Linked DNA regions of Homo sapiens: region 2 is linked to region 1. The links are chromatin loops, found by intact Hi-C in ENCODE. Cell type or tissue: endothelial cell of umbilical vein. All regions are shown on one strand. Each heading gives the region's core, and the rest is flanking DNA. Links, peaks and the distances in the headings are about the cores only. Region 1 overlaps ADARB2 (adenosine deaminase RNA specific B2 (inactive)). Region 2 overlaps PFKP-DT (PFKP divergent transcript).

The links. Peaks named below come from ENCODE experiments on the same cell type or tissue, not always from the same donor. Only the 100,000 strongest peaks of a DNase experiment are listed, where the experiment ranks them.
Region 2: a loop joins it to region 1, with 24 times the contacts of the local background. A loop is called at or near these places in 5 of 110 quality-filtered maps.

What each region holds. Positions count from the first base shown.
Region 1 is chr10:1,413,496-1,429,205 of GRCh38, reverse strand. The region is part of intron 1 of ADARB2 (adenosine deaminase RNA specific B2 (inactive)); the gene reads left to right. Among named protein-coding and RNA genes, the nearest start is that of ADARB2-AS1, 110 kb to the left of the region's middle. In endothelial cell of umbilical vein, for the core only: a CTCF peak has its summit at 8,168 (motif pointing left); no DNase peak of the experiment used is centred there.
Region 2 is chr10:3,046,107-3,061,816 of GRCh38, reverse strand. It overlaps PFKP-DT (PFKP divergent transcript), which reads left to right. Exons shown (of 4, transcript NR_160681.1): 2 at 3,334-3,737; 3 at 7,721-7,857; 4 at 8,675-9,323. LOC124902532 (a long non-coding RNA gene) reads left to right here and starts at 14,706. Exons shown (of 2, transcript XR_007062356.1): 1 at 14,706-14,997. RefSeq lists enhancers at 13,675-14,238, 14,239-14,804, 13,566-15,710. In endothelial cell of umbilical vein, for the core only: no CTCF peak of the experiment used is centred there; a DNase peak (open chromatin) is centred at 6,966.

The DNA.
Region 1 (15,710 bases), core at 7,085-9,584:
TAAGTTTATGGACGCACATGCCATTGTAAGAGGCATTACAGAAGTGCCCACATACCTCATACCCGGCTTCCCTCCATGATAACAACTAGCAAAACTAGAGCACACCATCACAACCAGAATATAGACACTGGTGCCCTCCACCCACCTTATTCAGACCAGAATATAGACACTGGTGCCCCCACCCACCTGATTCAGACCAGAATATAGACACTGGTGCCCTCCACCCACCTGATTCAGACCAGAATATAGACACTGGTGCCCTCCACCCACCTTATTCAGATTTCCTGTTTGACTTGTTTCCTTGTCCGTGTGTGTGTGTGTGTCCGTGTGTGTGTGTGTGTCCGTGTGTGTATGTGTGTGTGGGATTGCGTGTGTGTGTGTGTAAGTGCATGTGTTTAAATCTGTGTAATTTTATCACAGGTGGAGGCTTGTACGTCCACCATCACTGTGAAGAACACAGAACATCCGGTCACCACAAGGTCCCCATGTTGTCCCTTTCATAAGCACACCCCCCTCCCTCCCATCCCCAGCCCCCAATCTCTAACCCATGACAACCACTAATCTGTTCTCCATTTCCATAGTTTAGTCATTTCAAAAATGTCATATAAAAGGAATAAAAGGCTGGGCGTGGTGGTTCATGCCTGTAATCCCAGCACTTTAGGAGGCAGAGGCGGGCGGATCACGAGGTCAGGAGATCGAGACCATCCTGGCTAACATGGTGAAACTCCATCTCTACTAAAAATACAAAAAAATTAGCTGGGCGTGGTGATGGGTGCCTGTAGTCCCAGCTACTCTGGAGGCTGAGGCAAGAGAATGGCGTGAACCTGGGAGGCGGAGCTTGCAGTGAGCCGAGATAGCACCACTGCACTCCAGCCTGGGTGACAAAACAAGACTCTGTCAAAAAAAAAAAAAATAGGCATAAAAACATTTTGGAGGCAGGTGTGGTGGCTCACTCCTATAATCCCAGCACTTTGGGAGGCTGAGGCAGGTAGATTTCTTGAGGTTAGGAGTTCGAGACCAGCCTGGCCAATATGGTGAAACCTCATATCTACTAAAAATACAAAAAAATTAGTCGGGTGTGGTGGTGCATGCCTGTAATCCTAGCTACTCTGGAGGCTGAGGCACAAGAATCACTTGAACCTGGGAGGCAGAGGTTGCAGTGAGCCGAGATCAAGATTGCATCACTGCACTCCAGCCTGGGTGACAGAATGAGACTCTGTCTCAAAAAAAAAAAAAAAATGGGACTGGCTTTTTTCATTCAGCATGATTCCCAGGAGATTTATCTAAGTTGTGTATACAGATAGTTCATTTCCTCTTATTGTTGAGCAGTGTGTATGACCATGGTGTGTTTAACCATTCACCACTGATGAACACCTGGTCTGGACTAATTCCAGTGTGGAGCTATTATAAATAAAGCTGCTATAAACATCCATGTACAGTTTTTTATGCAAACATAAATTTCCATTCCTCCAGGATTAATGCCCAAAAATGTGACCTCTGGGTCATGTGGTAGTTGCATGTTTAGTTTTATAAGAAACTGCCAAACTGTTTTCCAGAGTGGCTGTAACATTTTACTTTCCCACCAGCAACGTATGAATGATCCAGTTTCCCTACATCTTCACCAGCATTTGGTGTGGTCACCACTTTTCAATCAAGCCATTCTGCCAGGTATATGGTAACATCTCACTGTAGTTTTAATTTGCATCTCCTTAATGGCTAATGACATTGAACATCTTTTCATATGCCTATTTGCCAACTGTATATCATCTTCAGTGAAACATCTTTTCTTGTCTTTTGCCCGTTTCTAATGGTATTGCCGACTTTGTTACTAAGTTTTGAGAGTTCTTTATATTTTTTTAGACATAAGTCCTTTGCCAGACATGTGGTTTGCAAATACTTTATCTTAATCTTGAGCTTCTCATACCCTCTTAACAGAGTCTTCTGCAGAACAGAACAGCTTTTAATTCTGATGAGGTCTGATGTCTGCATTTTCTCTTTTATGAATTGTACTCAGCATCACATCTGAGAACTCCCACACCATGTTCTAAAAAGGTGACCTGTCCTCCACTGAATTCCTTTTCCACCCTTATCAGAAATCAGCTGGGACTCCATGTGAGTCTACTTATGGAGGATCTAAATTTTATAACTCAATCTCAGGGATAAGTTAAAAAATCAGGCCCCTGGAGCCCAGCGGAGTACACACGTGCCTGCAGTGGTCTGCCCAAGCGTGGGGCCGACACATAGCTCTGTGGCCTCTTCCCGATGGGCAGGGTTTGGGGACAGGGGTCCTCCGGCTCTTTCACAACTGCTTTAGGTTCCTGTCCCCACTGTGTTTTGTCCAACACAAAGCTGCCTTCTTAGGAGTCTGCCCCTTGTCTGAAGGGAGAAGCAGGGTATAGAAGGGATGCAGTGGTGGAGTAAGCGCCGTCAGGAGTCAACCAGGGGCAAAGTGTCTGCACACAGCCTTGCCGCCTCTCCTGGGCCAGCCCCTGGGCTCTCTTGCCCAGGGTGGCAAGCAGGTTCACTGGTCTCCGAGTCTCAGAAGCTCAGCTCCATCCATTCACGCTCCTCACCTTATCAAATGGAAGAACCTCCACCTGGCAGCAGACTCAGAGCTGGAGGCTTTTCCTTCCAAGGCCACAACAGGGGAGAGAGGCAGAACTGAGGCCTCACAGGTGTAGGGATGAGACAGGACCATCCTTCTGTCATAACTGCACCTGAAGAATGATGTGTGTGCATGCTGACTGTGTTCTCCAAATCGCCACGCAGAAGAGGGCTTCGGTTTTACAGCAACAATGACAAGGGAACATGAAATTTAAAGAGAAAAAGAAAGGATTTAAAAAGGCCAGTGCCCAGGAATAAGGCAGTTCTCTCCTTGTTCTGTTTATACACAGTGACGACAACAGAACTGTACATTTCAGAGGACCACGCAGGCCGACCTAATGAGGCTGGCACTGCAGAGCTCATCTGTGTGCTGCATTGCTTGGCCTCACCTCTCACCAGGGAGCCCAAAATACCTCCATATTTTAAACCACAGGCTCTTTTACACATCAGATCTTGATTCCCCTTCTCTATATGAGTTTTGTTGTGTCATTATAGATCAAGCATAAAACATAAACACAACCTTCTGACAAATGCCACATGCTCAGAATGACTGCTTGAGTCGAGGAAGGAAACTCTAACCTCCTGAAAGAACCTGTTTCCGCATTTTTGAGTAACATGCCTCTGTGAGATTAGCCCTCACCCGCTCAGCTCCACGTCGGGTCATTCTCTGTCCTCCACTTTTGCTCATCCTCCTCTGACCACTGAGTTGCAGTTGGAAGGCTGTGGCTTTCGTGAGGAGTCAATGTTTGCTAATCTATTCCAGCATGCATGCTTCCTGCCCATGATGTCTTCATGGCAATTAAAATAGATCCAGCTCAATCTCCATCATGCAGTTCAGGCTACAAACTAACCTGCTGACAAGGAAGAGAAGTCAGAGAAAGGCAAGGACTGAAGGGTTACTGAGCCAGGAGCACAGCTGGTTTTTATGGGTTGGCAACTTGAGAGGCTGTAGATGGAAGGTTCTGCTTAGATCCAACCATCTTCTACAAGATCTAAGCGGAGTGAGCGAGCCCAGGCTCCCACACCGCGGTGCTCCACAGAGACCTGCCCAGTGACAGAGGACTGGGAGTATGCAAGCAAATCCCTGGAATCCTGGACAGCAACACATTCAGTATAAAAGATTAGATACTTCAGGTATTGCTTGAAGGATACAAACTTGAATTGATTCAATCAAAGCAACATTTGTTGAGCATCTATTGTGTTCTAGGACAAAGCATAGTCTCTATGCTCCGGGAAGATTAAAATGGATTCAGGGAAACAAAAACCCAAATAAATGAATGCCATTCAGCGTAAAGTATCCTGAGAAACAGGTGGTATATAGGGCAGGAGAACCATGACCAGATCACAGCATTTGATCAGGAAATCAAATGCAGTAGCACAATGAAATCTCAATTCTTGTTCCTGAAACCGTAGTCCAATTACAGGATAATGCTTGTTACCTTTGACCAGAAAGACTTAAAATACCATGGAGCAAAACAGAGGCTCCAGGCTCATTGAATTCTGACCACCCCCTTCTCTTGCTTTTCCAGCTGTAACAAGGCTTCCACGCACGCACCCCAGGACGTGCGTTAGAAGAGACTCACTCTTCTGTTACGGTGATTAGCTTTTTTTCATGCAGCTGATAAATGCTTTTGGAGACCTTAGGTTGAAATTTCATCTTTACAAAAAAATCACAATTGATGTTACTTAGAACAGCTGGTGGTTTCCACCACTTACTCCCCAGTGGCCACAGTTCCAATTTGTGGCTAGCCTTGTCTTCAAACATCTCGGGGCAACCAAAATGCGACAGGATGACAGATCGTCCTCTCAATGGACACTGACAAACAAATTAGTGCAAAGATGCTTTCCGCAGCAGAGCAGATGTGTTGAGTTCCATCACATGGAACAAGCAATGAGAAGCTGTCCATGCCCCATCTGTGCCTTTTACTTTTTATTTATCTCTCTCTTTTTTTTTTGCAAACTCCTGATGCACCATCATGACACACAAAGCACCAAGCTTCCGTGGGCACTAAATGACCACTTTAGGGGCATTGTCCTAAACTTTCTTAGGACATAATCCAGGAAATCAGACCACTCAGCAATAGAACTGTCCGGTGGTAAACGGAAGTCATTTGTAAATATCCGCGAGAATCCACACTTTGCCACGAGTCATTAAACACGAGGAAGAGGCCTCAGAGCATGCCATCTCGCGTGGTTTTTGGAGCCACGGCTCTGACATGGTTCTCACAGGGGTGTTCAGCCTTTCTTCTTGCTCTCACACAGGCCCACAGAGCATCCATTAGGCCAGGAGGTAGTTAGGTGTGTAGCCCTAAACGCTTCTTACTCCCAGAGCCACAGGAAAAACATTCATATCCTCTTATCCTTCCTCAGATCAATCAGCAAAGTCTTTGCAGACCTACTACATACATAATGGACCTACTGCATACATAGTGGACCTACTGCATACATAGTGGTCCCACTGTATACGTAGTAGACCCACTGCATATGTGTTGGACCTTCTGCATACACAGTGGACCTACTGCATACATAGTGGTCCCACTGCATACATAGTAGACCTACTGCATATGTGTTGGACCTACTGCATACATAGTAGACCTACTGCATACATAATGGTCATACTGCATACATAGTGGTCCTACTGCATACATAGTGGATCTACTGCATACATGGTGGACCTACTGCATACACAGTGATCTTACTGCATACATAGTGGACCTACTGCATACATAGTGGTCTTACTGCATACATAGTGGTCCTGCTGCATACGTAGTGGATTTACTGTATACATAGTGATCTTACTGCATGCATAGTGGACCTACTGCATACACAGTGGTCTTACTGCATACATAGTGGACCTACTGCATACACAGTGATCTTACTGCATACATAGTGGACCTACTGCATACACAGTGGTCTTACTGCATACATAGTGGACCTACTGCATACACAGTGATCTTACTGCATACATAGTGGACCTACTGCATACACAGTGATCTTACTGCATACATAGTGGACCTACTGCATACACAGTGGCATGGAACTCACTAGGCCCTAGGAAGGTAGCAAAGACAACTAGGCCTAGGAAGAGTAGTCCCTGCCTCCCCTAGAACCTTTGAGTCCCCCTAGCACCATGAACACGCAGCAGCCACACTGCCAGGACCAAGCAGTGCTGGGCAAGGTGGCTGCAGGCTCAAGGCCGGGTGCTCAGGAGCCAGGAGGCCGGAGGGGTTTCTAGGAGGCTTGCAGAATCCCTCAGTGAGAACAGGGGAGTTGAGCTGAGTTTTAAGGAATAAACAGGACTCAGATTAGAGGGGAAAAGAAGGACAGTGATTTCAGGAAGGGAGGGGGCCAAGGGTGTAAGCAATGGCGTGAAGCTGGGACAAGGGCCCGGGCCAGGACTCCAGCTTAGCGAGGGCTGGGAAGGCGGTGGCAAAGGTGGGAGCTGAGCTGGAACCCAATGGCCATGGCCACCTGTGGAGACTCGGGGACTCGGAGCAGAGAGACTGCTGGCCAAGGGTCCCCTTCAGTGATGTAAGCTCCAGGAGAAATGCACAAGGCAAATACCTCTCTGAGTCTCCATAAAATGGGAACACAGGCTCACAGAACATCTAGCTGCAGGGCTCTCGGCCATAAGAACCAGACAGGTGGGTGCCACTGCTCCCAGGATCCAAGCCATTGTTTCTAGGGAGACTCGGTGGGCTCCATCTGCAAAATGGAGTGGAGAGTGATGGGGTAGACCCCAGGCGGAGTTTGCGTGTGGCCATAGGAGGTACGCTAATGCCCTTCATACCTGGGTGCCGCAGGCCGAAAGCCCAGTGGATCCTTACAGTCTGCACAGTGTATACAGCCTATGCTTGGTGACACATTGACAGATGGGTGGTCATTGTTACAGCAATTTATCAGAATTCACTGGTCAGCCTTACCCAAATAACTGAGGCACTGTGTCAATTTTGCACAGATGTGTAGGTATCCATGGTTTCCAGAGTAGATGGCTCCCAGGTAAGGGACATGTGACCTGCAGGCTGGGGTCACCAAGGCCATTGTGACCTACGGGCTCCTCTCCCTGCCCCAAGACCAGTGCCGTCAGCTCAGCCACAGGGCACTGCCTCTCACTGTGCCTTCCCCTCTGGTGGAGTGTCCAGGTGGGTTGAGGTCCACCTGTGCCCTCACCTGCAGCCCCGGTCTCCAAAGCGTGAGCCGCTGGTCTGGCCTGAAAGTGTTGACAGTGCCTCCCTCTCACTCCCGAGTCCTTATTCCACCCTCGGACAGCTGTCTCTGTAAATAAATTTACCGAATCAGAGCACTGAAAACTCCTGACCTTATATTAAGTCTTCCAGGATTTATCAGAAAAGCATAAAGCTGTGAAATATCCTATGTGGCCTCATGGATTCCATATATTTTGAATCTTTCCTTTGATGTACCTTGACGTCCCCGTTCTATTCCTCTTGCCAACCTTGGCTTAAAAACTCGTGGAAGTTAAGAGCCAAGTCTGTTGCCAGGGATATGTCCATGGCTTTGATGGGGGATGTTGCCCATTGTTGGGCCTTTTGGTGGGGGCTTCCCTAACTCACAGCAGCTTTCAGATGCAGGCACCTCAAGCCTGCCACTCTGCCACTAGAGTAGGTACCTGGGGCTGCTTCTCCTCTGTATTCTCTTCAAATAACCTGAGATGGAAATAGCACATGCAATGGGTACATAGCTCTTCCTCAGCAGACCCATCAAGGAACAAATACAATCATCCAAAATGTGCTTCCTTCTCCCTGTTTCAGTCTAGGAGCTCTCCGAGTGTTCTAACTGGATTTAGATTAGACCACCTCCCTGTCAACATGTTCCCTGCCCTGGGGTTCACTTTAGGAGGCAATGGGGTGAATCTTACAATGGAAAGGACAAAACAAACAGTCAACACTAACAGCGTGGACTCTCCTGACTTCCACAACAGCAGCCCCATCTGAGCATCGTGAGTCTTAACTCTCAGCATGTGCATTTTATAAAGGCAGGATTTTTGTCCACTTTGTTCACTGCTATAGTCCCAGGGCCCAGGATAGTGTCTGGCCCACAGTAGGTATGAATAAACATTTATTCAATGTGAATAAGACTCTGTAATGAAAGAGAATCTAGAGAAGAATAAGTTCAAATTGCTCCCTGACCCCCAACCTCCCACTGCTTTTAGGAGTAAGCCCATTGTTACCCAAAAAGATTTAGTGACTTCTGTGAAATCGCAAGAAGCCAGCCTGGAACCTGACCCTGAGACACTGAGACCCTTTAATCTCCTCACAGCTGAGCGTGGGTGGGGTTAGGTCCTGCAGATCCTGACCAGCCACCTGTCCCACAAACCAAGCAGCAGACAAACACTATGGAACCGACGGGCAGGTGCACAGGCTGTGCTTTGACTGTAACGCTCCAGTGCAGAGGGCCCCTTTGGTCCGGGTTAATCAAGGCAGGTCTGAAGGAGCCCCCGCCCTCCTCCAGCCGGTGCCCCCACCATCCTGGGGACCTGACTCACATCAGTGCTCTGATCAGAGGTGAAGGGCGGGAGAGCTTCGAGCTCCCCCTGGAGGCGAGTGTTGCACAAACACACTAGATGGAGAGCAGTGGAGGTGTAACACCACCCTGTGAGAGCAGAGAGAGGAAGGAGAACCGAGCGGCGCAGGGCAGGCAGGAACATTTCGCTTTCATTGGGAAGTGTCCGTCTTCTCTACTTGCCGGTTTGCTCCGGGGTGTGTGCAATGCAAGCTCCTTTGGAAGCATGCCTTACAAGACATAGCACTGCTTCTTTCAGGACGGGGCTCTAATTTGTGGCTAGCCCTGGGCGGGCGTTAATCAATGTGGTCCTCGAGAATTACATCTTCTCCTGCTTCTGTGCCCTGGGTGCAGAGCCTGTGTTCTCAGCGGCAGGCAGCGGCTCCCTCTCTGTCAGCGCTGTGCTCACTCGCTCTCTGTTTCTCAGCCGAGCTATTTCCTTTCCTCTGCCTTTTTTTTTTTTTTTTTTCCCTCTTTCTGGAAGATGAGGACCTGCCATCATTTATCAAGGATTTGATTCTTCATCATGAAAAACCATGGTCCTGAGTCCAGCTTCTATTTGGTAGATAGAGACAGATCAGCTTCAACTCTAAATTTTATAAACCTCTTATAATAAAATCCCTCGGATGTGAATGTGCTGTCTCAATAATTAGATGAATACAGCCAACCACTGGTTACCAGCATGATGAAGGATCTGATCATATTATTTTCCGTGGCTGCGCTGGCCTGACAATCCCCCACCACATATCTGTCTGTGCTACTCTTTGTCAGCCTTACACGTAGCTGTCCATGTAAAAATACTTACAAAGTAACTGCTCAAACATGAAAATCACAAGGCAAGAGCTCATTAAACAAAGAAACGGCATGAGCTGTGCTGTGTAGTAGATTAGAACTTTAAATATTTCCTGCTAGCAGGTAAGTTATGAGGCCTTTAAATATGTATTATTATTCACATTTAATCATGCACCGAATGTTCCTGCTTAATTGCTAAATGTTTTCTCTTGTGCTTAAATTTCATGCCACAGATTATTAAAAATTGACTTTACAATATTTATTTTACTTATCTTCTCAAGCCAGACTGGGCATAGCTGATAGATTTGGTAAATTATTAATTTTTAAAGGCAATTTGTGCTACATTTTACACTCGGATGATGTCCAGAGAGACTCTGATTTCTAGTCCAAAACTTACAGAACTGAATCACTTTGATTCATCTTTTATCTAAAGACTCTTAAAACACATATGCAGAGATGTGAGAGCTAACGAATCCCTCCGATGTGATGTGAAAAGCTAACAAGCGCTTAGTTAACATTTAGATTCATGTGATGAAGGAGGAAAACTATCATTTCCAGTAGGTTATCTGAGCAATAACCTTGGACGATATAATTCATTCTGTTATATAACAAGAACTGCTTAGAGACATCATGAGACTTTAATAAAACCCACAAACATCTCTATATCAGGCTTAATTTACTGCAGCACCAACCATCTGGGCTTACCGTCCCTCTGGGTACCGGTTCCGCCCAGTGAGGCTGTGCCCTCCATAAAGTGGCCCGTGGTTTTGCTATAACTCGGTTTACATAGGGGAGCATATGCATGAGCCAAGATAAACTTCTCATATGGATTCTGCTGGATTTTTTTAAAGTGTTTGATAGTAAGTTTCCACTGTCCATACATTAAATTCTAAGCTAAAATTATATATTAAATTGGGAGTAGATTCTTAGACACCAAAAAGATAAAATGATCAATAAAATGAGGTCAGGAGTTCGAGACCAGCCTGATCAACATGGTGAAACCCCATCTCTACTAAAAAAATACAAAAATTAGACGGGCGTGGTGGCGGGTGCCTGTAATCCCAGCTACTTGGGAGGCTGAGGCAGGAGAATCACTTGAACCTGGGAGGTGGAGGTTGCAGTGAGCCAAGATCATGCCATTGTGCTCCAGCCTGGGCAACAAGAACAAAACTCTGTCTCAAAAAGAAAAAAAAGACACATCACTGTACATTTTTGTGTATATTTAGGCTCCTGCTTTAGTTTCATTTTTCTGAAAACCAGTGTTGTCTAAACATCCCTTTTCTTAGCCACACTATGCAACCAAGATCCAGGGTTCCAAGTGAACCCTTTTCTTTCCTCGACCATGCAGCCTACATACCAAAGGGGCGCAGGACACACTTGGCTGGTTTCCGACAGCACGCACAAAACAGAAAAGGGAAATTTTCCAAGACAACTGACAAAAATCAAGACATAGATTTTTTTTTTTCTCAGTTATCCTGCAGAAACTTTGAAAGGCTTGATGTATTTGCTGAACTTTGGAATGCTCACTGAGTTTAAAATCACTATTGTATCAGTGTTGCTCGGCCCAAAACTAGCTAGGGCACTGAGGAGGAAATAGTCTGGATAGTCACATAATAATACGGACTACTCTGGCCAGTCTAGAGCCCTGTGTGAAAGATAATAGCGGAAATAATTTCCTCAAGACACCAGAAGCTTCGGACAACTGCTTTTTACTGCGGGCTGTTTTTCCCCTTGTCAATGCCATTCCAATTATTTTGTTGGTGCGTGGAAGGAAATTAGTTAAGTGACATTTGAGTATCAGAGCTTCTCCTTGGTACCTTGGGCCTCGTCTGCCTCTAGCCAGAACCCACATACAACAAGGCTCCCCCGTGGCGTCTCGGCAGGGGATCTGCCAGAGCAGCCCTGGAGAAAGGAGATGGGACTGCCCGGGACAGAGCAAAGCCACAGGGCAGGTCCCCGCTGCATCTTAAAGCTCGAGGCCTGACCCTGAGCCCACCGTCTTTCCCGGGAACTCCAGGGGTGCTCATAGCCGACTTGAAATTCTAAGGAGACACTTCCCCACACCAGGACTAGGCTGCTTGGTTTCTGTGGACACTTTAACAAAACACCATAACTAACACGATGAAGTTGATCCTAGATGGGCGACTCCCTTTGGTTTACGGAAACGTCCCTCCACCGACAGAGGAGGTGCAATTGTGAACCTCCTTGCCTGGGCCGTCTGCTCCAAAGTCAAGTCTCCCCAGACATCTCAGCAAAGGATGTGGAGTGACCTTCATCGGCTTTTAAATGTACTGCAAGGGGCTTATTCTTTAAAACTTCTAAACATTGTGATCTGTAAACAAATATGCAGATCTCTGTCCGCCATTTTCCCCATGCACCCTGGCGTCTGCTCTTCCTGCCTAAACTTTGAGGTGCCTTGGGGCCCACAGCGCGTGGCCTCAACGCACATGGCTGCCACTTGCCATGCAGGCATCTACTGTGAGCCCTGGAGGGGCAGCCATGGCACACCCTAAGAAGCACGCAGAGCCCAGGCCAGGCAGGGCGCTGAGTCCAGAGGAGTGAGGCCCACCCCAGGAGGTGCAACGCCGGCCCATAGCACAGGAGTGAAGAGTGGGGAGGCAAAAACCACCCAGCCACCAATACAGAACCCAGACAAAAGAGAGCACAGACTCCTGTCCATGTGTCAGGCAAACGGTGCAAACTCCACACCTGCCTGTTTTGATGTGATTTTAGGAATATCACTTACTCCACTGTGTTCGTTCACGTGTAAAATAGGAATGATAATAAAATCCATCCTTCCACAACCCTTCATCCTTCTTTTGAGTCAGTAAGATAATTAATGCAGGGCAATTAGCAGAGTGCCTTAGAAATCGCTCATCAGATCTCTTCCCGACCCTCTGGGCTGCACTCCCTGGTCATCTACCCTGACCGACTTCCTGACCATCTAGTCTATACTTCCTGACCGACTGTTCTATACTTTCTGACTGTCTGTTCTGCACTTCCTATCTAGTTTGCATATCCTGACCATCTAGTCTATACTTCTTGACTGTCTTGGTCTACACTTCTTGACTGTCTTGGTCTACACTTCTTGACTGTCTTAATCTACACTTCCTGCCCATCTAGTCAACACTTCCTGGCCATCTGGTCTATACTTCCACACCATCTGATCTACACTTCCTGGCCATCTGGTCTATACTTCCTGCCCATCTATTATATCCCACACTTTCTGGCCATCTGATCTATGCTTCCTGACTATCTGGTCTACACTGCAGGCCACCATCCACACAGTTTCTCAAACACTCCTGCAGTAACAACTCCTAAGCCGGGGGGTCTGATGTCTCCACATGGAATGTTTCAGGGGGACCCGTGCTGCACCCACCTCCCTTCTCAGCTGTGGATGGTCATGCCCCAGGCCGACACCTTCTCTCTCCCACATCAGCAAGCTGGGCGCTGCCAATGTGAAAAGGTTGGCTGACCTAATGGGGTTTCACCACGTGACTTACTGGCAGGGATCTGGCTCTCATGGAGACTGAGTGAGTTCATGGGCCCCATTCTCTGGAGTGGAGCACCTGGTTGACTGCCATCATCCCAGACCCCACAAGGGTGGTGATGGAGCCAGGTGCATGGTACGGACCTGTGTGCATCAGGGCAGCCTGGGTGAGAAACTCCAGGGCCCCTGCCTGTGCAGCCTCACAAGGGCCTTTCCTGGATCCCAGCCAGTTACCTGCTCTAGCTCTCCCCACGGCCCATCCACAGGGAGGCTGTGAATCAACAGAGGGAGAGAGACCCACAGGGGCCTGCCAATGGCCAGGCGCTCACTCCTCTGGGCCTCCTGTGCTGACTTTGGACCCCAGAGTAGGTTAGAGGAGGAACCAGCTATAACTGAAGTGCAATAGAATGATTGGCGTCCCCTTAACAAACACCCACAGGCACACTCACCCCAGTTGGGCCTTCATTTAGTTTCATCTCTCAACTTTTGGCAGCATGAGTTGCCCAATAATTCATTTATTCAAAAATATCTTCTATTTGCCAAATCCTGTCTTACATGCAAATGTACATGTGTGTACATATCTGTGTGTGTGTGAATAAGTGTTTATGAATATGAACCGCATATGTTCATGTGATTCACAGACCAGTCCATCTAAGAACCTGCAGGAGGGAAATAAGACAGGCAATCACAAGAAGTAATGTCTACTTAGATCTTCACGGATGGCACAGTGATGTCATGTGTACTGCTTGTTAAGCCCCATGGCGGGTCTTGAGTTTGGTCCTATTGTTATTTCCCATTTATGGAGTGGTCTAGAGATATTCACCCAGTAGGCTGTGATCACACGGCTGGTGAGTGGTAGAATCAGCCTCATATCCAGGCTCTATAATATGACTACCCTAGGAGTTCCATCAATGCTCAGAGAAGAGAGACACTACTGCTTTAGGGGCAATAAATAGGGCTGCATGGAAGAGGTGGCAATTGAGAAAGTGATAATTTTTCACATAAGATGATAATTTTATTTTGACTCTATGATCAATAGAATCAAACAAATAACTTTTCTAATTTAGTTTTAGCCTTAATGTAAATTAAATTATTTTTAATTTTAATAAATAGCTAATCTGCTTCATTATGGCAGTTTTCTTATTTGCATAGAATTGACTTGATGAAATGACTAAGAAATAGCCAATCAAATTATCATTTCATGACACATACTCAAACAAAAAAGTAATTGAAGTCTTAATTAGAGAGAGTCACCCTATTCCCAAATATTTCTTACCATGCGGAAGAGGTGTCGTGTTTATCTGGCCAACTCATGTATCAATCATCCATTCATCCATCCACTCATCAACTCATCTGTCATCCATTCATCCACCATCTATTCATCCACTCATCTATGCATCTCTCCATATACCCTTTCTTATATCCACCCATCTATCCATGATCCACCCATCCATCCCACCATCCATCCATCCATCCATTTCACCATTTATCTGCCCATTCTATCGTCATATACCCACCCAGCCATCCAGCATCTAACCACTCATGTACCCTTGTACCCATCTATCTTCCCATCCATCCACCCATCCACCCATCCATCCACCATCTGTTCACCCACCCATCTATACATATACCCATCCTTATATCCATCCACCATACATCCACCCATCTACCCATCATCCCTCTGCCCATCCATTCACCATCCATCCATTGGTCCACCATCCATCCACCCACCCATGATCCACCCAAACATTCCCCAATCCATCCATCCATCTATCATCCATCTATCCATCCATCCATCCATCCATCCACCTTCTATCATCCTATCCATTCACCATATAGCCACCCACCCATCCACCATCCATCCATCCACCTATCTATCCATTCATTCACCATTCCTTTATCCATCTATCTAACCATCCATGAGCCACTCATCCAGCCCCCATCATCCACCTAGCCAGCTGTCTCTCTATCCATCCTTCTGTCCATCTGTGTTGGGGTGATCAGACCCAACACCAGGTCATGGGGGTGACAAAGTCCAGTGGAGTCAAAGGATTGAGAAAAAGACAGTTTGAGAAGTAAAGGTGGGACCAGGGGCCATCGTGATCATGGAGGCTGCAAAGGCCCCAAGCTCTGGGAGCACATGCTATTTATTGGTAATCCAACAAAGAAACAGGTGATGAGAATGTGGAGGTTGAAAGGGCATGTTGCATTAAGCACGTGATTTACAGCTGTGACAGTTTAGCATTTGCTCTGCTACCTGAGATAATGGAGAGCAGGTTCTTTTCACTCAAGATATAATCGATCCTGGGAGAGCAAGGAGCAAGGAGTCAGCAAGTCTAGACACATTCCAGAGCCACGAGCCCTGGATTCTATCCAAGCCACGAGGGATTTTATGCCCTGGGCTTAGATTACGGTACGTCAGGGTAGCCTTCCACCCTTTAGCACAGAGCTTGGTGTTCCAAAGACCACAAGGGGTTTTAGACCCTGGCCACCAGACATGTTCTAAGACTCTTTTACATTATGTCAGACATGCAAGCACTGCCTCAGCTTCTCCCGACACTCAGCTTTTCCCAATAATCTGCCCATCAGCTAAGTGCTTACTGTATTCCCCCCATCAAGGAAACGAAGCCTGGGTTGGGGGTAGGTTGAGCAATTCCAGGACAGTGAGGATAACTGGCTGGAGGCCATGGCTGTGCAGGGCAGCCCCCTGAGCCGAGCTGGTGAGGAAAGGAGTATCAGGGAGGCTTCCAGGGAGTGGGACCTGAACAGCGTCTGAAGAACGAATAGAGCCCCTGATGTGGGTCTGGCACCCAGCGAGCACACATTGTTTTTTGGGCTTCACTGAGAGGACATCACCGTGAGACCTGCAATTGCAAGACAAGGATTTCTTTACCTGCTTAACTGAACTCATCCCCAGTGTTCACTGGGTATCGCAAAACTTTTCTATCCATCATGGCAGAATGGATGCATAATTTACAAATCGGTTTTTACTAAAGATTATTTGGGTTTTGACCAAAAAATTAAAACGATGAATTTGTCATTGTGCCCGGGAGCATCATCAGCGCTCAGTCTGTAAGATTCTCAAGGTGAGGCTGAGAGGTCGCTGGGCAGAACAGAAGGCCCGGCCCCAGGGGCAGGGCCTGAGTGAGAATCTTGGCTTCCCTGCCCTAGGGTTCACGGCTGCGCTTCCTGTGTCCAGGTTTCTTCTCTGCAAAACAGGGCCGATAGGAGGACCCTTTCATAAGATGGTTAGACCCGAGCAGGTGCACGACACAGGCTGTGTGCACTTCAGCTGTAATTTATG
Region 2 (15,710 bases), core at 5,934-8,433, 1.6 Mb before region 1:
CTGGCTTTCCTAGGCAGAGGTCCCTGTGGCTTTCCGCAGTGCTTTATGTCTCTGGGTACTTGAGATTAGGGAGTGGTTTGAGATTAGGGCGTGGTGATGACTCTTAACAAGCAAGCTGCCTTCAAGTATGTGTTTAACAAAGCACACCCTGCACAGCCCTTAATCCATTTAACCCTGAGTTGACACAGCATGTGTTTCAGGGAGCACAGGGTTGGGGGTAGGATTACAGATTAACAGCATCTCAAGGCAGAAGAATTTTTCTTAGTACAGAACAAAATGGAGTCTCTTATGTCTACATCTTTCTACACAGACACAGTAATAGTCTGGTCTCTCTTTCTTTTCCCCACAGTGAATGAGTGAGTGAATGAGTGATCGAGTGAGTGAGTCAATGGGTTAGTGAATGAATGAGTGATTGAGTGAGTCAATGGGTTAGTGAGTGAATGAGTGATTGAGTGAGTGAATGAGTGATTGAGTGAGTCAATGGGTTAGTGAGTGAATGAGTGATTGAGGGAGTGAGTCAATGGGTTAGTGAGTGAATGAGTGATTGAGGGAGTGAGTCAATGGGTTAGTGAGTGAATGAGTGATTGAGTAAGTCAATGGGTTAGTGAGTGAATGAGTGATTGAGTGAGTGAGTCAATGGGTTAGTGATGAATGAGTGATTGAGTGACTGAATGGGTTAGTGAATGAGTGAATGAGTGAGTGAATGAGTGATCGAGTGAGTGAGTCAATGGGTTAGTGAATGAATGAGTGATTGAGTGAGTCAATGGGTTAGTGAGTGAATGAGTGAGTGAGTCAATGGGTTAGTGAGTGAATGAGTGATTGAGGGAGTGAGTCAATGGGTTAATGAGTGAATGAGTGATTGAGTGAGTGAATGAGTGATTGAGTGAGTGAGTCAATGGGTTAGTGATGAATGAGTGAATGAGTGACTGAATGGGTTAGTGAATGAGTGAATGAGTGAGTGAATTGGTTAATGAGTGAATGACTGAGTGAAAGTGAATGAATGAGTGATTGAGTAAAAGGGGGTGAATGAGTAAATGAGTAATGAGTGAGTGAGTGAATGAGTGAGTGACCGAATGAGTGAGTGAATGAATGAGTGAGTGAATGAATGAGTGAGTGAATGAGTGAGCGGGTCGCTCAGAGGAGGTGAGGACCGGAGCTGCCCTCTGACTGCTTCAGGAGACAGGAGCTGAGGGAGGAGCCTGAAGGGTGGGTAGGAGGTGCCCACTCAGTACTTATACCCTGCCTGACACATCCCCAGAGAAACCCAATCTCACCAGAGTGGTCTCTTGAGAATTATCAGTAACAACCTTTTTTCCCAGTATTTCATATATTCAGGGTGATTTCTTACTTTCCTTTAAAATGCCAATTGCTTTTCGGACTTGGAATTCTCCACTGTTGCTCCACGCCACTGTATCTCCCATAGGGGCGTCCCCCGTCATTCCCAGGAATGGATAAAAGCCAGAAGGGCGGCATCAGGTGGGGCCCCTTCTCCTATCATCCTCCCCTTCCTGCTTGCGTTACCCTAAGTGACTTGTTTTGGAAGTCTACAAAACGCAGACACATCAAATTTGGATAAAAGCGTAAGCAATTTAAGAGGTTGCAGTGCTAGCGGGAAGGTCTTTGGCTGCCGGCACCCTCCTCCCCTCCAGACCCTGCTGGACCCAGGACTCTGACTCTGCCTTCGGCCTTGGGGGTTTCATTCCTTCTTTCCTTGCCAGCCACTGAGCTGCCTTGGGCTAATCTGCAACCACAGAGGGGCAACCATCCTCCTTTCCTCTTGCCTCTTCCTCCCTTCTTCTCACTTTCCTTCTGCTTCTTTCGGGACTTTGGAAAGTTCAAGAATAAGCAAAACTGTAGATCAGAAAACGCTGCCTTCAGCCTATTCTCCTCCCACCAGCTTCCCTGCAGATTCTTTGATCTTTAAAAAGTATTTTGCTTTGTATCTAGATGCTAAACTTTATATAGAAAACAGGTGGGGTTGGTTTCTCGGCCGGGTACAGTGGCTCACACCTATAATCCCAGAGCTTTGGAGGCCAAGGCAGGAGGATTGCTTGAGGTCAGATGTTTGAGACTAGCCTGGGCAACATAGGGAGACCTCGTCTCTACAAAATCCAAAAAAATTAGCCTGGAGCGATGGCACACCTGTAGTCCCAGCTACTTGGGAGGCTGAGGCAGGAGGATCACTTGAACTCAGGAGTTTGAGATTACAGTGAGCTATGATTACATCACTGCACTCCAGCTTGAGCAACAGAGTGAGACACTATCTCCCAAAAAAGTAAAAATAAAAAGTGCTGGAGTCCATATCGAAGCCCACAGCCAATTGTGACATGTGAATCTTTTATTTTTATAATCTGCCTCTCTTGTCTAAGTGCCAAATGATGCTCACATTGTGTGTAACTACTTCCACCTTTGTCTGGCTTCTTTTTCCTTAAGTATGCAGAATCAGGTTGCATAGAGTTCTGAGAAAATAAAATAAATCCGCTGTGTGCTGTGGCTCATGTCTATAACCTCAGCACTTTGGGAGGCTGACACAAGGATTGCTTGAGACCAGGAGTTTGAGGTCAGCCTCGGCCACATAACGAGATCCTGTCTCTATAATAAATAAATAAATAAATAAATAAATAAAACATTAGCAGGACATGGTGGCACAGCTGTTGTCCCAGCTACTCAGGTGGTGGAGGCCTGAGGATTGCTTGAGCCTGGGAGGTTGAGACTGCAGTGAGCCGTGATCATACTACTACACTTTGGCCTGGGTGAAACAGTGACACTCTATTTCTAAAAAAATAAAGTAAAAATAAAAACAGTTGGAAGCTTCCCAAGACTTTGATGCAGAAACAGGTTGCCCTGAACCAATTAAAATTAATATCTAAAAACTGGAAAGAAAGGAAAGAAAGAAGTTTGCATTATTTCTGTAAAGTATGATGCCATTACAAGTTTTACTTTCTCTGGGACATTTTCTCAGTGGTGTCAACTGAAGTCCACTTCACAGAATGACTTCATCTCCTGAGCACTTTGGAGAACGACGATTAAAGAGACTTCCTGGCACTCCTGATACTTTTAGTGTCATATGGAAGCAGCAAGAGTCATATGTGTTAAATCCGTGGTATTAAAGCAGAAGACATTGGTTTGTTCTTTCATGAACATTGTCAGAGCATTTCCCTAATGACTAGCGTTATGTCAGAAAATGGGGGGAGAGAGATGGTTCTTTATTGGCAAATAAGTTACATAAATTTCCCAGTTAGAAAAACAATCATGATTTTAGCCATGTCAGATGAGGTCAGAGATGCCCTATGCCTCAGTTATGGAATGCTAAATCTGAATATTGGTTGACAGGTATCTTCCACGGACCTGTGACCTGTCGCTGTGTACAAGCTTGAATTCCTAACTACGAGTCCTTGAAGCTCCCTTGCTGCCTGAGCGGAACTGAAATGGCTCCCGGCTGAGGCATTCAAGGGAAAACTCACTGAAATATTTGAAACTACCACCATGAACAAGAATGCTCTTCCAGTGTGCCAGGATGTACACCCAGAGCATTATCCTCATTAGTTGTATATGCCAGCATCCGGCAGGCGCTTTTATCTTCTTTGGGTGTCAACTTTGAGATTCTTATGTAAGCTGCGACCTCTTCCTCTGCCTGCAAGCACATCCACCCACAACCACGTGTTGCCTGGTTTAGAGCCTGCGGCTGGGTCCACCTGCAGGAGGAGGAGTGACTGGTGCAGTGAAGCTCAGACCAGGTACAGGATCAGAGCTGCGGTCACACGTCCGGGGCAGACAGCTCTGCATTCTTGGGAGGGCCCAGGTACCCTCTTCTCTTGGAAGGCCAAGCCCAGAGCCTAGGTGGTCTTTGAACCCAAATAGACTTTGTAGTCCAGGGAATGGGAGCCTCGCTCACCAGGGGAAGAAATTAGGGATCTTGGTCCTGAGTTTGTGGGGTAGACTTTGCCATTTTCCTCCCCCTTTCCCGGCCATGCCCTGTTTGAAAAGAGGTCACTTCCATTTCAGTGAGCCAAGATCGAGCCACTGCACTCCAGCCTGGGCAACAGAGTGAGACCCTGTCTCAAGGAAAAAAAAAAAAGAAAAGAAAAGAGGTCACTTCAAAACTTCCCTGTTCAAACAGTTGACCCTTGAACAGCAGGGTTTGAACCGCATGGGTCACTTACTTACACATGGATTTTTTTCACTTCTGCCACCCCTTAGACAGCAAGACCAACCCCTCCTCCTTTCCTTCCACATCCTCCTCCTCTGCCTACTCAATGCAAAGGTGAGGAGAAGAACCTCTATGATGAGGCACTTAATGAATAGTCAACACATTTTCCTTAGGATTGCTTTATTTCCTCTAGCTTACTTTACTGTAAGAATACACTATACAATACATATAACATACAAAATTTGTGTTAACCAATTATCTGCGTGATCACTGAGGCTTTTACCCAAGAATAGGCTATTCTTGGGTAACGGTCAATCCGTTTTTGGGTAGTCAAAAGTTATTGGCTGAATTTCGACTGTGTGGCGGGTTGGTGCCCCTAATCTCTGCATTGTTCAAGGATCAATTGTATTGCTTAAGAGGTGGTCATTGGAACACTCCTTAGGGGCTGACTATTTTTTTGTTTAAAAAAGTTTTTGCCACAGTGGGCCGCTCGTTTAAGGCCCTAAGATTCCTCACCTCTGAGCTCCTGCTACCATAGACCAAGTGCTGATCATTTTTGTTGCTCAACATACTTGTCTCTTCCATCTGCCACAGGACCCACTCTCACCTTCCAGGAACTGCTCCTTCCACTGCCTGTGGACCTGAGGGTCAGCGTGTCCAGCCAGGCCAAGTAGGGAGATCAGTCCTCTCCTGTGCCCCAGTTCATGGATGGGCACAGGATGTGGGTGGTGGGGGTGGTCCACCCGCTTCCTGCTAATCCCACTGGATCATCAGGTGGGGAGAGTCAGCTTGCATAGTGAAACCAGAGAGCTGCGAGATGGAGAGTGGGAGTGAGAAACCAACAGAGTGAGACACACACACACACACACACACACACAAAGAGGGAGAGTGAGAGAGAGAGAGAGGGTCAGAGAAGCAGAGACACAGACAGACATAGAAAGATGGAGTAAGAGATGAGGGGAAGAGAGAAACAGAGACAAACACAGAGTCTTAAAAAGAGACAGAGAGAGACAGAGCAACCAGGAGAGAGAGAGAGAGGGAGAAACAGAGACAGGCAAAGTGAGAGGCAGAGAGAGATGGAAAGAGAGATGGGGAGAAAGGCAGAGAGAAGCAAAAGCACAACGTTCCTTGAATTGCTTCTCCCTGAGGTCACCATTCTATTTCTGCACTTCCAATCACCACCAGGAATCTTTCTAAGTCACCTGTCCTCCTTCCTTCCCTGTCTTCCCCACGCACTCTTACTAAAGCCTCCTGAAATCTGCCCTCCCAATGACAACTCCTCCTTGAAATGTCACCACTGACTTCCAAACAAGCAGCAAATAAAAAAGGTTTTTAAAACACTGACTTCTACCAGTTTCTAGTTTTTCTAAAGGTTATGGTGCTGTTTCTTAATACCTCTCTCGAACATCTTTCTCTTTGTTTTTTTTGCATGAATTAACATGAAAATAGAGCACAACATATTATAGTGAATATAGACTATAAATGATGTTTTGTGCATACTTTATTACTAGTGATAAACACTGTATAAGTAATTTATTTTTGCCATTTCCTACTTACTATGGTTTGAAAGTGTCCCCCAAATTTCACGTGTTGGAAACTGAACCCCTCATGCAGTAGTGCTGAGGGGACGGATATTTAAGAGGTGATCAGGTCATGAGGGTTTCACCCTCATGAGTGGATTAATGTTTTTTGTTTGTTTGTTTGCTTTTTTTTTTTGAGATGGAGTCTCGCTCTGTTGCCCAGGCTGGAGTGTAGTGGTGCAATCTCAGCTCACTGCAAACTCCGCCTTCTGGGTTCACACCATTCTCCTGCCTCAGCTTCTAGAGGAGCTGGGACTACAAGTGCTCACCACCACGCCCGGCTAATTTTTTTGTATTTTTAGTAGAGGCGGGGTTTCACCGTGTTAGCCAGGATGGTCTTGATCTCCTGACCTCGTGATCTGCCCACCTCGGCCTTCCAAAGTGCTGGGATTACAGGCGTGAGCCACCACGCCCGGCCGGATTAATGTTGTTATTGGGGGAGTGGGTTCATTATCACAAGAGTGGGTCTGTTACAAAAGTGAGTTTGACCCCTCTTACTCCCTCATGCTCTCTTGCCCTCCCACCTTCCCGTGGGATGACACAGCACAAAGGTCCTTGCCAGATCACCCTTTAACCTTGTACTTCCCACCTCCAGGACTGTGAGAAGTGAATCTCTGTTTTTGTAAATTACCCAGTCTCAGGTACTCTGTTAAGGGAAGCAGAAAACAGGCTAAGACAAAATGTTTTAGTATCCTCTTCTCTCACAGTTGCAGTGAGAAGTTTATACTTTGTTTTGCTTTGTGGCAGATGAAGTGCTAAATAATAGGCATAATTTTGAAGGTTTCTCCTTCTATCCTAATATTTGATCCATTTAAAAGTTTCTATTACACTGAGTTGTTGACCCTTGCTTCTGATGCCTCAGAGATGTCTGGAAGAAAATCACGGAGGAAACCTCAAGTGCCATGTAGTCTGTCTTATCTAAGTGCCCTCTGGACTTCGAGAAGGCTCTTTCTGAGAACCAGGGAGCTAAGGATGTAGCCCAACTCAAGATACTTTCCTGGAAAAGCTTTCAGAACATAGCCATTCCCTGGGAGCATCACAGCTTTTAGACTTCACAACAGGCACCAGAGAGCAGTCAGAAGGCCATGGAATATTTCACCTGAATTCCTTCCAGCATTGTGTTCCAGGAAGCTAGAAACTTCCTCCCCCTCCATGTGGGTCTTAGGTTTCTCTTTCCAAACAAAAACAGACTTGTTTTTGAATTATCTCCAAGAAGACAAGGTCTTAGCATTATACATAATTGAATTGTAAATCTTCTAAATTTAGAAAGAAACAGTATGGAAATAATTCAGAAGCCCTTGAGTTTTTAGCTAGAAGACTCTGCAGTGGTGGGGGGACTCTTTGTATCCTGAAAATTCCCGGCATGCTTCTTCCACAACGATCCTTGCTTGTGTCTCTCTCCAAGCACGTCTGTGAATAACCCACTCATCCTTCCAAGCTCAACTAAAACACCATGTGACAGAAACAGTTGGTTCAACATCCATTTCCTCCTCCTCTTCTGACTGAGGCTCTGCGCTAAATGCTTCATTCCCCAGCTGTCTTTGTGCACGCATGTGGTCATGTGGGTCCATTCTGGCCCATGTGATTTAAGTAGAATTGTTGAGCACGACTTTCAAAAGGACTCCTTAAAAGGAGTTCAACTACTGAGTATGGCTTTTTTTTTTTTTTCTTTTTCCTGCTGCTTTGAATGCAGCTGTGATTGCAGGAACAAAGCTGCTATCTTGGGGCATGAGGTGATCTAGAAGATACAACCACCTTCAGTCAAAGTGCCTGAGGGAATGACAGGAGAAGCTGGGCTCTCTGATAAGATCACAGATCCAGTGCACAGGGGAGGATTGCCTCCCTTCAGATTCCTTTCATGTGAAAGGACAGACCTTTCTATGTGTAAGCCTCTGTTAGCTTGAGTCTTCCATTTTATGCAGCCAAACTTAACCCTAACTGACACACATCATCTGCTTATATTTTTGTGATGCTGTCTCTAATCTCTTAGGTAACTGTGTCCTCCCAGAAACCTATGGAGAGCTGAAGGGGTTTTAGGATTGTGGAATCCACCCTCCTCGTTTGGTAAAAGAGGACAAAGGCCACAGAGCAGTGCGCTGGCTGAGGCATGCGATTGTAAACCAAAAGGTACCTGAGACCAATCTCAATCCATTTAAAAGTTAATTCTGCCAAGGTTAAGGACATGCTCGGAAGGAAAAAACATGGAATCACAGAAACAGTCTGTGGTCTGTGCCTTCCTCCCAGTATGATTTTGAGGGCTTCAGTATTTAAAGGGGACCGGTGGGCTGGAGGGGAAGGGTGGGCTGGAGGGAAAAGGTGGACTGGAGGGGAAGGGTGGGCTGGAGGGAAAAGGTGGACTGGAGGGGAAGGGTGGGCTGGAGGGGAAGGGTGGGCTGGAGGGGAAGGGTGGGCTGGAGGGGAAGGGTGGGCTGGAGGGAAAAGGTGGACTGGAGGGGAAGGGTGGGCTGGAGGGGAAGGGTGGGCTGGAGGGGAAGGGTGGGCTGGAGGGGAAGGGTGGGCTGGAGGGGAAGGGTGGGCTGGAGGGAAAAGGTGGACTGGAGGGGAAGGGTGGGCTGGAGGGGAAGGGTGGGCTGGAGGGGAAAGAGGGAACCTGTGGTCATCCTTAGGTTGCAAGAGAAACAGAGCAGATGGGGATGGTCAGCTATGTCTTCATCTCACATGTGGTAAATCAGCCCTGTACGTAAGATAAGGTGAACATAGACCAGCTTCCTGTGGAGATATGTAACCCTTTATCTGTAGCTATCTGCTTAGGAACAAAAGGAAAGGCAGTTTCTTGCATGATTCAGCTTCCAGCTTAATTTTTTTTTCCTTTTTGGCTGTGAATTGGGGTCCCAAAGCTTTATTTTCCCCGCACACTATATTGTATCTGAAAACTGTTGTTTGGGACCTAAAATTGTTTACTTACTCCACCTACATCCCTTAGCTCAGTTTCCATTTGGAATGGCTTCCGGAAGGCTGGAATTGAAATCCACCAGTGCCCATTTCAAGGTGCTCCCAACACAGCCTGGAAAAAAGGAGCCCAGATACGCTTCCCTGTGGACGCAGGTCAGTCATCAGGACGCACAGAAACAGCGTTGCCCTTGGCCTGGAGCCATTGTCCTGAAAGGGGATCCTTCCCAACTGGGGCCTGAGACTGATCCCTGAGAAGTGGCCCCTCCATCCTGGAACCCCTCCTGCTTGTGTCTCCTTACTTCCTGGTGATCACCGCATTCAGGCTCAGAATGCCGCAGGCCTATCCCACTGGAAGCTGCCAAGGTGCCCAGCGCCCTGTTGCACTCTTGTCCCACAGGACGCCAGGCACAGCAGCAGCATCAAGGGACCAGCAGGGAAGAGGCTGCAGTGATTTGGGGAAACAGTGTGAAAATCACCTGGGGCCTGGCGACACGGGGTCCCGCCTCCTCCCCCATATTAGGTCCCAGAGAAAATGACAATATGAACAGCTCATGTCACCATTATTAGGCAGAGTCTTTATTCTTTCCTTAATCTTTGCCATTAAATTGAGCTCTATAGGACCATTTTCTGCTTTTAATGCCAATAAATGAAATTCCAGAGCTGCTTCTGTAAAAAAAAAAGTTTCATTTTCATTATTTTACTATTCGTTACATTAATTCTATTATTTTATTCTCTTTTTTGTTAGAAGAACTTCAGCCTGAGAGGGGCTATCCCTGCTGCCTTGTAGGTACAGAAGGGGAGAGAATGAGTCTCTCCAAAAAAGGGTTTCATGAAAGCACTGAGGCAAGATACTCACCTCAGAGGGTTCAGGACAAGGACACTCACTTTGTTCTGTGCGGTGTGGAGACGGGGGTGGGCATTCCTCCGTGGCACTAACTGGTTCCCTCTTGCCTTCAGCTGCCAGTGCCCTTGGACATGTCATTTGGACAAAACACTTTTCCATGTCCTGCCATCCATTCCACGGAGGCAGGAGAAAAGGGTCTGGAGGCAGGAACATAAGGCCGATTCACCCTGACTTCGGAGAACTAAATCAAATGGAAACTCTTGGGCTATGACAGGAAATATCCTCTCCATTTACACAGGGCGTACACCGAGTACATGATTTTGTAATTTTACTTCATCCTCTTTATTTACATAGAGTGTACACCAAGTAACCAATGGAAACCTCTAGAGGGTATTTAAACCCCAGAAACTTCAGTAACGGTCTCTCCATGCTCGGGCCCTCCCACCCTGTGGAGTGTGCTTTCATTTTCCATAAATATCTGCTTCTGTTGCTTCATTTTTTCCTTGCTCCATTTGTGCGTTGTGTCCAATTCTTTGTTCAAGGTGCCAAGAACCTGGACACCTTCAACCAGTAACATTATCTTACTATCTTGTTTTATTTTTTTATTTTATTTTTTTATTTTTATTTTTTATTTTTGAGACGGAGTCTTGCTCTGTCACCCCGGCTGGAGTGCAGTGGTACGATCTCGGCTCACTGGAAGCTCCGCCTCCTGGGTTCACGCCATTCTCCTGCCTCAGCCTCCCGAGTAGCTGGGACTACAGGCACCTGCCACCATGCCCGGCTAATATTTTTTTGTATTTTTAGCAGAGATGGGGTTTCACTGTATTAGCCAGGATGGTCTTGATCTCCTGACCTCGTGATCCTTCAGCCTCGGCCTCCCAGAATGCTGGGATTACAGGTGTGAGCCACCGCACCCGGCCTACGATCTTGTTTTAAAACTGAACTCAATTTTTCATCTGTTCACCTAGTTTTTAGATAATTACAATGAAATACACTTGGAATTTACCACAGCTTAATATGAGGGTCACTATGAGCTATACGACAGGTTTTATGTTTAAAAGTTTGCAACATTTTTTATTGCTCTTTCATTTACAAACTACAGTAAATGCTTTTTTTATGTTTAATTATGAAATATATGACACATAAGAGTCTATAAAACTTGGCTAGTCATGGTGGCTCATGCCTGTAATCCCAGCACTTTGGGATGCTGAGGTGGGTGGATCACCTGAGGTCAGGAGTTCAAGACCAGCCTGACCAACATGGTGAAACCCGTCTCTATTAAAAAAAATACAAAAAGTTAGCGAGCATCATGGCAGGCGCCTGTGATCCCAGCTACTCGGGAGGCTGAGGCGGGAGAGTCGTTTGAACCTGGGAGGCGGAAGTTGCAGTGAGCTGAGATCGCGCCATTGCACTCTAGCCTGGGCTACATGAGCGAAACTCCACCTCAAAAACAAACAAAGAAACGAACAAAACTGAATGCATAATCCTATAGAGTAATAATTGCACTGTTGTCATCATCCTTTAGCATCGAGTGTCTTGAAAGGCTACAATATGCCCTTCCTTGATCACCTGGGTCTCCCTTCTTCACCCATACATAGGACTCATGTGTTAATATTTGTCTTGCTTTTCATAAGGTTTATCATTTCTGTGTATATTATTAAGCAAAGTCATATGGTTTGTGTACTGTATATGGAATAGCAGTGTATTTTTCAGTAATTTCCTTTGTTCACTGTAATTTTTCATTGTTGATGCTTTTAACTGCAGTTCATTTTCACTGTTGTATAATATTGCACAATGTGAGTATGCCAACTTTTTTCCTTGATAGAGGTGTATTTGGATGGCCTTCAGGTGTTTTCTATTTCTACAATCACTGCCTAAATATTCTTGCCCCATATGTGTCTCTTGGACAAGACAGTGCAAGGGCATTTCTGGGGGGACATGCCTGAGAAGGCAAATGTGAGGCCACAGAGCTTTTTATGAAATACAGTCTCTTCACAGCTGCAACAGCAGTGGATACTTTGCCAGCAGTTGATCTTTTCCACCTTTTGGATTTTTGTGGCTCTGCTGAATTTGTTTCTTGAATTATTGGATGTATCCACAGTACTTTGTTTACTTATGTTTTGTAACTTTTTGCACCTGGACTTATCTTCCTTGGAATTTTATGTGGGGAGATATTTTGAGGACAGAGTTGCATTGTTTCAGCAAGGATTTTCTGCTCACATGGGGTAGAGGTGAAGCTAGCAGCCACCTGGTGCCACGTCAATTTGACCCATGCTCTTGATGTCTTCCAGCATGAACTCCTGGAGGACTGTTTCTCACTGGTTCTCAGGGTCAGTGGTTTTCCCTCCACCCATCACCAATGCAGGGACAGGTGCTCTCCTTGCTGCTCCTGCTCTAAGGTGGGCTTTTATTTTAAGTCTAAGATGTCAGATTTCCAACCTCATTTTGGAGAGGCGTCCGGTTTTCTTTCTTATGCCCTGTCCTCTGTGCAACTGTCTAAACAGAAAAAAAATTCCACTTTGGTTCCTGCCAATTCTTTATTGACTGCTGTGGATTCCATCCTTCAATGCCAGCCCAGTCGTGCACTTACAAAGATGTATTTTTGTAGGTTTTATCCAACAACTCAGTTGTTTTATTGGGAAAGCTACTTAGTGTCCCTTATGTTCGAAGTTGGAAGCTCCTGGCAACACCGTAGGTGAGACAGCTGCTCTTCCCCCTTTTCATCATCTTCGTGCTGGGTCCAGGCCTTCTTTGCTCTGTGATTAAGATGCCACAATGGGCTGGGCACAGTGGCTCACGCCTGTAATCCCAGCACTTTAGGAGTCCAAAATGGGTGGATCACCCAAAGCCAGGGATTCAAGACCAGCCTGGCCAACAAGGTGAAGCCCCGTCTCTACTAAAAGTACAAAAAATTAGCCGGGCACAGTGGTGGGCACCTGTAATCCTAGCTACTGCAGAGGCTGAGGCAGGAGAGTCTCTTGAACCAAGGAGGCAGAGGTTGCAGTGAGCCGAGATCATGCCATTGCAGTCCAGCCTGGGCAACAGAGTAAGACTCCATCTCAAAAAAATGTATATGAATAAATAAAAATAAAAATAAATTGCTGCTATAGCCTCTGAACTGCTTGGTCTGCCTCTGGCATCCGTTCTCATGCCCCACATTGGCAGAGATGCGCTCACACCCAGAGGGAAGGCAGGGAGACTGAAGGACTATTATTATTAACAAGAAAGACAAAATTATTCTGAGGACAATGTAATTCTGTTTCCTAGAAATAGTAAAATGCTTTGATAAATTATTAGAATTAACAAAATTCAGTTTAGCACTCATGTTCAAAATGATCACCAACTTTAATATGCCAACAGTAGCCAGACTAAGTAAGAAGAGGGAGTCAGGAGGTCCGCCCACAAGGGCTGGGCCTCTGCATAGAGGGCAGAAAGGTCGACTCACTCTGCAGCCTCCTGCTCCATCAGCATTTTCTGTGGTGACAGCCTGAAACGGCCTGGCCCTCCCTCTCCTGCCTGGGGCCTCCAGCCCAGTCTCAGGGCTGGGCAAGGAATAAGCCCCATTTAGGGCATTTCCTCACTTGACCTTCTTCTGGGCTGAAACGCATTTGCTTTCCAAGTGCTCGTCAGGGAGCCGCACATAGAAGCTCTTGTTTTCTCCCCACTGCTGACTGGTTCTGGGTTCGGGGGTTTTCTCTCCACTGCTGACTGGTTCTGGGTTCGGGGGTTTTCTCTCCACTGCTGACTGGTTCTGGGTTCGGGGGTTTTCTCTCCACTGCTGACTGATTCTGGGTTCGGGGGTTTTCTCCCCACTGGTGACTGATTCTGGGTTGGGGGGCGCCCCCCGTTCCCCGGGCTTCTTGGCCACTGCATCTTTGGCTTTCGCTCCAAGATTTTGACCTCAGTTAAGGATTCAGAAACTTTCTTTTTACACTTTATTCTCAGATTGTTTTTTTAAAAGTCAGGCCAAAAAAAAAAAAAAGACACAGAAAGTGGAGTGAGTCAAGAGTGAGTGTAAAGTTCCGAGGATGAAGCTGAACACGCACGAGCCTCTGTCAGGGTGGTGTCTATGCTCAGGAGCCATGTTCATCCCAGAGCTTCCCAGGACTGAGACCCTAAAAAAAAAAGGAAAAAAAAAAAAAGGAGCATAACAGAAGTAAATGCTAGGATTCTCCATAAGGTCCTTTTTTTTTTTTGGTGAATGGGTTTTTCCCTTAATTTCTAGGCATTTGGCATCATGGAAATAGAACAGCAGCATCTTCTACCTGCAGGGCTGAGATTTTTCGGGTGGACAGAATAAACCAGGGACCCGTATACAGATCAGAGGGTGGGTTGGCAGAAGAGGATGGGCACAGAGGATGTGGGATGATACCAAGCGGCGTTTCTACCATGATGTGTGTGGGATGCGGGGAGGGGAGAGAGAAGCAGGCAGGGAGACAGAGAGAGAGGGGGAGAGTGGGAGACGGAGAGAGAGAGAGAGAGGTAGAGGGAGATAGAAAGGGAGAAAGGGAGGGAGGGAGAGACAGAGAGAGAGGGAGAGAGAGAGAAAGGGATGGATAGAGGGAGGGAGGAAAGGACAGAGAGAGGGAGAAAGAGAGAGAGAGAGAGAGAGGACCAATTCACCACTTTTGTCCAAAGAACCAGGCCAACTGTCTGGAGCCCGAGCGTACCTTCTCTAAAGGGTTTTGGAGCATATGATTCCCTTATTCCTGCAGCTCTTCTAGAATATGACCATCTTCTGACTGTTATTCTATTTTTTTTTAAAAATACACTCCTATGATTATAGCTTGTTTTTCTATCTTGTAAGCTATATCCTGGCAACATTCCAGGAATGACTCTAATTTTATTAACAGTGGGTCCTCAAGTTTCTTCCTACAAAATAGACTTCTGGAACCCTTCCCTGGAGATGGGTAATTTCAGATCATGTTTATGAATTCCTGAGATTCTCATTCAGAGTTAATGATTTCCCCCCGACTTCTGCTCGTGGCTTCATGAGGATTTGTCTTAATTCTCTGTGGGTTGAGGGAGCCATCTTCTCTGGAACCTGCAGCCTTGTTTACAGGGGCTGGTGTGTGTGTGTGTGAGTGTGAGTGTGTGCACGTGCATACATTCACATACACACACACACTCACTTAGGAGGTTAAGGAAACCTCATTAGTATTCCTGTCTTTCAAACCACAGCAGGAAGGCGAAGCCCTGGGCAACACGCTGGCCTCCCGGTTCAGTGACTCCAGGTTCCCAGCCCCGGAGACAGGCCCCGCCTCATGGACTTACCCCTAGCATCTCTCTGCCTCAAAGGATGCTGGCCAGCTCTGTGGTGGGAGCAGCCTGAAAGTCCCTGGGATCTGGGAACTTTTATCGTTCTGAGGAACAAGAAAAACAGAGACACCTGGAAAAGCTTTGCAGGAGGAGTGGCCACAGGTCACCTGGTAGCATGTACATGTCTGCAGGGCCCAGCTGAGTTCTGGGGGATGGAAGGTGGCTCCAGGAAATGGTGACCTGAGGAACAGGTAGGGGCTGAGAACGTGGGGCCTCCTCTGGGAAGACCATCGAGGAAGCAGGACATGAGTGGGGAGGGGCAGTGTTGTGTGAGGGAGCTGGGCAGCACCGGGCAGTGTCCAAGAAGGGTGTGGGGGAGATGGATGGGTGGGGGCAGCCAGAGCAGAGAACAGGTGTAGACAGCAGGTGAGAGAGCAGGTGGGGGGAGCAGGTGTAGACAACAGGTGAGAGAGCAGGTGGGGGGAGCAGGTGTAGACAGCAGGTGAGAGAGCAGGTGGGAGGAGCGGGTGGAAGAGGAAGGTGAGAGAGCAGGTGGGGGGAATGAGTGTAGACAGCAGGTGAGAGGGCAGGTTGGGGGAGCAGGTGGAGGAACAGGCTGACAGCTGGGCAGGTGCCTCTTCAGCAGGTCTCTGTGAGTTTCTACTGTGGACTTTGCAGTGAGGTCAGTGGGAACCACGGAGGGTGTGAGAGAGAGTGTGTGTCCTAATGCTGGGAAGCTGGGGTTTCTCCACTGAGGCACGCATTGCTGGGAAGGCCAGGCCAGATCTCCCTGCCCCTGGGAGCCCCCGGGAGGCCAGGACAGATGGGCTATCTCTGTGTAGAACTAGAGCTTAGGGCCTGATGTCAGTGCAAGGCTGTGCCTCCACCTCCAGACCTTGAGGTCCACTTCACTCCTCTCAGGGAGCAGAGAGGTCAGGTGCTGCCTGGGTGGAGGCCTGGGACT